Regions from separate parts of the Mus musculus genome. Here regions 1 and 3 are each linked to region 2. The links are chromatin loops, found by intact Hi-C in ENCODE. Cell type or tissue: gastrocnemius. All regions are shown on one strand.

The links. A loop is a pair of places that touch in the nucleus more often than their neighbours do. Peaks named below come from ENCODE experiments on the same cell type or tissue, not always from the same donor. Only the 100,000 strongest peaks of a DNase experiment are listed, where the experiment ranks them.
Region 1: it touches region 2 in a loop (2.5-fold over the local background); 12 of 42 quality-filtered maps call a loop at or near these places.
Region 3: a loop joins it to region 2, with 2.5 times the contacts of the local background. A loop is called at or near these places in 11 of 42 quality-filtered maps.

Annotation. Positions count from the first base shown.
Region 1 is chr16:34,530,137-34,532,636 of GRCm38, reverse strand. It overlaps a transcript of Kalrn not described here. Among named protein-coding and RNA genes, the nearest start is that of Kalrn, 17 kb to the right of the region's middle. In gastrocnemius, a CTCF peak has its summit at 947 (motif pointing left); a DNase peak (open chromatin) is centred at 935.
Region 2 is chr16:34,699,182-34,701,681 of GRCm38, reverse strand. The region is part of intron 5 of Ccdc14 (coiled-coil domain containing 14); the gene reads right to left. Among named protein-coding and RNA genes, the nearest start is that of Gm35150, 9.7 kb to the right of the region's middle. In gastrocnemius, a CTCF peak has its summit at 1,308 (motif pointing right); DNase peaks (open chromatin) are centred at 1,305 and 2,087; H3K27ac peaks cover 343 bases.
Region 3 is chr16:34,191,911-34,194,410 of GRCm38, reverse strand. All of the region lies in intron 25 of Kalrn (kalirin, RhoGEF kinase), which reads left to right. Among named protein-coding and RNA genes, the nearest start is that of Gm41448, 73 kb to the right of the region's middle. In gastrocnemius, a CTCF peak has its summit at 1,287 (motif pointing left); a DNase peak (open chromatin) is centred at 1,281.

The DNA of each region.
Region 1 (2,500 bases), 170 kb after region 2:
ACTGAACATGCTCTTAATAGCTCAAGGGCTCCTGGCAGAAGGACTGTTTGACCTGAGACTAGAACAGTCAATAGCACCTTGACTCAAGACCATGATTAACCATGATGTAACTGCTTTAAATGCTGGTTCAACAAATATTATTTATTTCTGTCCACTTACAAGCCCTATTCAAAATACTTCACGAATACCAGATTTGTCTGTCTCTGGTTGCCACTTGGACTAGGACTGTTGATTGTATGCAGAGTTTAAATGACATCACAGCAGAGAGCCAAGGCTAGAGTGGGGTAAAGCAGGGGCTTTATTCCTTTCTTTGGGGCTGGGGTAGGGAAGAATTCTCGTGTGCTTAGAAAATGGTAATGATGTACTTTCATGCTATCCGGGTGAGGTCCACTGTTTTTGTATGTTTCCTGCTTATTTTGTAGCTTCAGCTGTGGAGATGCTGGGCATGGGAGCTGGAAGCAGGAAATGGCCAGAATGCTTCTCTGACCATCCTGAAGGTTCTTTTCTTTGGGTCTGGCTGAAAGATTATGGTAATGGATGTGATGTGCAGCTGCAGAGGAAGCAAGGATTTTTTTTTTTTAAATCAAGAGGAATTCAGAGATCAAGAAGAACATGCAAAACCTAGGCGTGATGGTGTGTGCTGTAATCCTGGCACTTGGAAGGCTGAGGCAGGATATTCTCCAGAGTCTGAGACCAGCCTGGTTATAGAGTAAATTCTAGGTCAACCTAGGCTTACAAAGACTGTCTCAAAAAAAAAAAAAAGTATTGTTGTATACTGTTAGACATGTTTTTTAGTTATGCTTGCTTGTTCTTTTGAAGGAAGCTACTTTGGGACTTGTGTTCTCCCACACCCCCTTTTTTAACTGTTGGAAACTGTGCTCATTTATTTTTTGACCACACCTAACATATAGAACCCAGCGTCCAAGGCATCTGCTGCCACCTGCTGGCAGAGAATACCACTAGAGGGATTTGGAATCAAATGGGTACATACATTGAAAACCAATTCTGTCTCTGAATGGATCACAGAATATTAGAAATGTTAGAGATCTTTAAAAATTGTCTGGATTTATCTGGAATGAAACCAACATGCTTTTTTTTTAAAAAAAGTTCTCTTACTCTAATATTTACAATGATAGGAAACTCATGATTTCCCACTATTTTGTTACCATTCGTTCTTTCAGTTAAAATGCTTCTTTATTTGTAGATGCATATGTATCTCTCTGTATATGTGTATGTGTATACACACACACACACACATATAAATTTTGAAGGAAAATACCATTTTTATTTATTTGTTCTAGCATTTGCCTCTGGAAATTTCCATAATAAGTTAACTGCCTTAAAAAGGTTTACTGTGGCTTATCTCCATAGCCCTTCAAATATCTGAAGGGACCTGGTTGTACCCGCAGTCGTGTCTCGAGGTTAAACAGTGGCAGTGCTGTCAGTCAGGACAATGTCAAGCTTTCCAAATTCCTCATAGCCATTTGTTTCGTGATGTCGTACTGTTGGTGTCCCCACCTAATTGCATTGCTGAGATTGGCCCCAGCTCAGCTCTCCAGGTGTCATCAGTGTAGTGACACTCTGGTATTCAGGGTCTGTCCAGACTTCTGGGACACTCTCTGTACCATGAGGTAGCACTTTTGCTAGATTTCCATAGTGCTAAACTTTTGAATAATGGAAAGCCAATGAATTTGTATAATCTCCTATATTTTTAACTTTCCCCCTTTGGATAAAAGCAAGACTTGGAAAAATTGTAATTATACAATTACCAAAATGACTACATTCTGAATTTTAGATATTACTAGCAATGCCATAGTTCTCTCGCAGCGAATGGCCACCGAGGCTCTGTCTGGGAATAGGCTTCCGGTGATGGGGAAACCCTGTGGGCGTCACTGTGTATTTGTATATGGCTTATGCCTACCAGTCTGAGGTTACCATATCATGCTTTATATATCAACTTTTCTTCCTGAAACATGCTCTGAAAATATTCTGTGCGGTTATAGTTTTCTTGGTGTAAATATTCCACAATTGCTTCGGCAAGTCTAACATTGCATCCTCGAAGCCATCCTGCTCCTGAGAATGTTTGTCAGCCAGCGTGCGTGCGTCTTGTGTACAGTGTTTCACTAAGGTAGATGCAGAAGGTGAGAATGGCTTTCAGAGTGATGTGTGCGTCGCTTTAAAGGGTAGATCGCCAGACACAGAGTTTGCCCCTGTTGATTTTGTTCAGGTGTTCAGATTTGCCGAGAGTCTTATATCTTTGCCCGGTCATTTGTTATAGTATTGAGTCCACTATACCAGGTTTGTATTATCTGTCCATATTATAGGCATAATCTTTATCTGAGGAAATAACATTTTTAAAGAAGCTAAAGAAACACTTGAGGGGGCAGTGCTGTGGTATCTGTGGCCACCACCAGAGAGCCCTGTTCCACACAAAGTGTTTCTCGTAATAAAAGCCCTTGGGTCTTTTGCAATCATTTGCAGCGACTCCTCACAACTGTAC
Region 2 (2,500 bases):
CTTGTATTTTTTGTCCACGTATTTGGTTTTTTACATTTATTTCTTATATATGTTAAAAATAAAATAAAAAAGAAAAACAAAACAAGAGCAACAACAACAAGTCAAGGACATTCTCAGCTTCATATCCTGTTTGAAGACAGCCTGACTTTCATGAAACTGTGTCACCAAAATAAATACATAAGTAAACCAAAAAAAAGATGAGGTGTTAGGAGGAAGACACCTGATGTCAGCCTCTGCTATGCGCACATGCACACAGGACTGGAGAGGCCATTTTTTCCTTTATATGAGGGGTAGGCTAGCCATCGGTCTATCCACCTCCCTAATGCTGCTTCACTATATGAACAGCTCCAGGATAGGCTGCTGCTTCCTTTAGTTTTCAGAGTGGAAAAAGCGAGTTTGCTCGGTGCTGCCAATCACTTCCTCACACAGAGGTACCCTAACCCACTCCTTCAATTTCCTGTCACTCTTTCAGTCCATCCCCCAACACTGGTTACAGAGCTAAAGTCAATCGGTAATACTATGAGTGTCTTTTTACTTTGCATAACCTCATTGCTATTAAACACAAAGACAGAGTAAAATGCAAATAAAATCACCAACTTCTAAAGATCGCTGAACTGTAAGTAGCACTTGGCAACGCCTCAGAACAGTATGTAGCACAGAGTAAACACTCAGCAATGTTATATCATCCAATAGCTGCAAACTGAGCAGATAAGTAAATACTTCATTTTCATAAATCTTGCTATCTAGAAATATATTTCTAAACGTGATCCCTCTGAGATGACGAAAACCCATAGCAATAACAGATCATCTCTATCAGACGAGCTACAAAACTAGCTAATAACTTCCTATAAAGTATCAGTTTTTATTAAAATAATTTTACAATAAAGGAAATAGAAAAATATCCTCTAAAGCTATTTTAACTCAGGAGTCTAAGATGGTCCACGGGAGATCACAGCCCACAGCACAGCACAGCCCAGCACAGCACACAGCACAACACAGCACAGCACAGCACAGCACAGCCAAGCACAGCACACAGCACACAGCACAACACAGCACAACACAGCACAGCCCAGCACAACACAGCACAGCACAGCACACAGCACAACACAGCACAGCACAGCAAAGCACAATCTTGTCCTCTCCTTTTGAATCCTAGTCCTCTCTTTTTTAGACTTCTGGTTCCTTAAGAATTGTCTAATCTGAGGAGCTCTGAGTCCATGTTCACCGGCACATGTTCTCAATCCACTAGCTCACTGGACTTCCTTCTGTAGTCTTATTAAGCTGAGCTACACAGTCCTGCCTCTGCCAGCAGATGTCGCCATCTCACAGAAACTAAAAAACTCCAAACACGCTTCTTTCTTAAAAGGCCAGAGAGAATAAACATTCCAGGCTTATGAGCTAACTTGTCTCTGTCACAACTACTCAATGCCACCGTAGTACGAAAGCAGCCACATACGACCTATGAACAGTAGGTTCTAACAAAGCTTTAATTATAAAGTAAAACTAAACACCATTTCTAAAAACACAACTGGCTATATGGAATGGACCCTAGTTAAGACTGATACTGTCCAACAGGAACATAATATAAGCAATATATTTAATTTAAAATTTTAAGTAGTCATACCAAAAAATTAAAGGGACGACTTACTTTCCATGTTTTAGTTACATGTAGCCAGAGCCGAGGCTGCAGCTCAGTAGTATAGTTCTTGCCTACAACACTGAAGGCCTCAGTTTGATCTCCAACACCACAAAAATAAAGAAGGAAATATAACAAAAGCACTGACATTGCAGTGTGTAACGCCCAGCATCTATTTATAGCATACCTCAAAACAGATGCTAAATCTTTATGAGAAACACTCCATCTCTATTTAGACTGTGTATAATTTATAGCTGAAAGAGTAGATTTACACACCAGAAGTATTCCAATAGTCTTAGGAGTTTTATAATTGGATATCAGTTTTCAAATTTACTAAATTAATTAAAATTTCAGCCTAGGGATTAGAAAAATAGCCCAGTCAGTGAAGTACCTGCTGGCTCAAGCACAAGAACCAGAGTTTCCATCCCCAGGAGCTGGCAGGGACTGACAGGCAGTATGGTCCTTAACCCCAGCAAAGGGGAGGCAGGGACAGATGGATCCATGGAGTTTAGTGGCCAGCCTGCCTAGTCAAATCTATAAGCTTCAGGTTCAGTAAGAATAAAGGCAGGACGTGATAAGGAAAGACAAACATGTGTAGCACATGGGTACACAGCACTAATGTGAAGACATACATACAAAAATATACACACATTCAGCCTACCAATGTAGTGATCGCTTATAAGCACCACCTGTCAATAAAAAAGCCTATGGCCAATGAGCTGAGGCAGGAAATAGGAGGCGGGACACTGGCAGGAAGACAGAGGATTCTGGAAAATAGAGAGGCATGGGAAATTTGAGAGCCAGATGCTGAGGAAGAAGCAGGTGGGACTGGAGGAGAGCTAACTAACCAGCAGGTAGATGAAC
Region 3 (2,500 bases), 510 kb after region 2:
GCTAAGAGCACAGACTGCTCTTCCGAAGGTCCTGAGTTCAAATCCTAGCAAGCACATGATGGCTCACAACCATCCGTAATGAAATCTGATGCCCTCTTCTGGTGTGTCTGAAGACAGCTACAGTGTACTTAGATATAATAATAAAATAAATCTTAAAAAAAAACTAAATTAGGAAAGCTACTACACAAAGACTAGTTTGTTTTTGTTGTTGTTGTTTTAAAAAGACAAGATCTCATTATGTACCCTTGGGTGGTCTAAAATACTATATAAACCAGGCTACCTTGGAACTCACAGCAGTCCTCTTGCTCTGCCTTTTGAGGGTTGGGACTAAAGTGTGAGCCACCACACTTGACCGTATTTTGATCATCTTTCTGGAGTGTTGTCTTTGGATCGAACCATTTCCAATTAGGATGTGAAGCTGTTCCCAGTGGTGGATCGAGTCCAGGCTCTGACTTCTTGTTAGAAGCAGACAGTTCTAAGAAGGGGTAAGACAAGGCACAAAATTAGTTCAAGAAGATGACACTCTTGTTCAGTGGAGGAGCCGGACAAGCTGACTGGAGAGGGGCATTTGAGATAGAACTCATGGAGAGCTTCCACAGGTGGGCATGGCTTCCTTGATGAAAAGGGACAGTGTGAACAAATGCCTCTGAAGGGAGGGTGTCAATGGGTAGGATGGGAAAAGAGTTCGTAAGAGAGGCTCAGGTCACCCCTGCCTTATGATGGTCAGGGACAGATGCTGATCTTATCCCTCGGTTAGACATCACAGACACGCCTTGGGGACTGTGGGGGAAAGGAGTGGCATGTGGAAGTAATCTGACTGAAATGGACTGAAAGGGGGCCCAGGAAAGGGGTCTGGTAAGATGGGGAAATTAACCAAAATACCTAGACAGTAGAAATGAGGGAGCAGAGTGGGTGGAGTATAAGGAGAGGGAGATCTGGGAGAGGGAAGGGAGAGAAGGAAAAGGAGGACGGGAGGGATAAAGACTGCAGAATGGGCACAACAAGAAGAGGAGGGGCAGATGGTGAAAAACAGGTTTCAGGAGCATGCGCAGTGTGGTTTCCTAAACGTGTTTTCTCATGAGCTAATAAATAAATAAATAAATAGATAGATAATCACGTCCTGAACCCCTCCAACACACACACATGCACACACGTACACACATGCACACACATGCCCACATGCACACACGTTTGTCTGGATTTGGTTTTGTCTTCCTATTCTTTTTGTCACATAAATTGGTTTACTTCCCTTTGAAACACAGTGGGCTTTGGTGAGGCACTGGCTCCACCAAGTGGAGAGAAAGAAGTTGTGCAGCTCATGATTCCAGCTATCCACAGGCTGCAGCTACTGTTTCCTTGCTTACAGTATGTGCTTTCTGTGCATGCACACCCCAAATGCCTGCGTTATTAATTGTATCCCTTCTACTGGGAAAGCTCAAAGCAGCCTCTGCTATAATCTAGCTCTGTCCCCTTGTTTTATGGAAGCTGACCCTTTCTGAGCTACTCAGACTGGCATGGACCCAGGTATCATTCCGTTAATATCCCAATGCTAGGAAAAAAAGGAAAGGCTAGTGAACTTTCCTGGGTCCCAGACCCTCAGTCTAAGGGTAACTGCCAGCTTTAAGCAGAGCCTAGAGAAGATAGCTGTGATCTTGTTGCTGTTATTTGCGCTGTGATTAGCTTGCAACATTGAGGCTGATTGGAAACAATCGAAACACCCAGACAAAAAGCAATCAAGCTCAGATACATCATGGTAACATTGATTTCACTTGTTCACATATTGTTGCTTTCCTGCCTTGGTGCTAGGCAGCATCTTAGTTAGAGATCTTATTACAGATAAATAACATTGAGTGGAGAATTTTTTTTTTTTTTACATTTTTGCCTCGTTGTAACATTACTTGGTATGTCGTGTGCAAGTAATTGTCCATCTGATCATACGTGTTAGCTACAGTGAATGGGGTATTGGGAAACACATCCAGGAGACAACGCTTGCTTTTGCTTCTAAAGATTGGAAGCCATGCCTGCCCTCTCATCCCTCACCCACACGAAAGTCTCTGGAGTGAAATGGAGAGACAGGGCCAAGAAGCCCATGCTCAGCCTAGGTACCCAAGGTGTGCTGAAGATGCGAATAGCTCCTTCTCCAGTGTGCTCAGGCTCCTGACTTCCCTCCAGTTCCTTATCTCTCCTTATGCTCACTGCTCCCTTAGCCCCTGGCAGTCAAGAGCCTCTAGAGTCTAGGCTGTGAGTCTGCAGGGACCTAGCAAGCTCCACTGGGAAGAGCACGGGAATGCAGCCTGGCTCCACCAGGAAGCAGTGTCCCGACTGCCGTCTCCACATTCTATACCTGCTGTTCATTGTTCCTCTTTAACCCGTGCTACAACCTCCCTATTCTCACCTCGCTGGTATGACAGCAAGCACACACACACACACACACACACACACACACACACACATACACACAAGGGCTCCAACAACTTTACCTTTGGATGCACAAAAATTT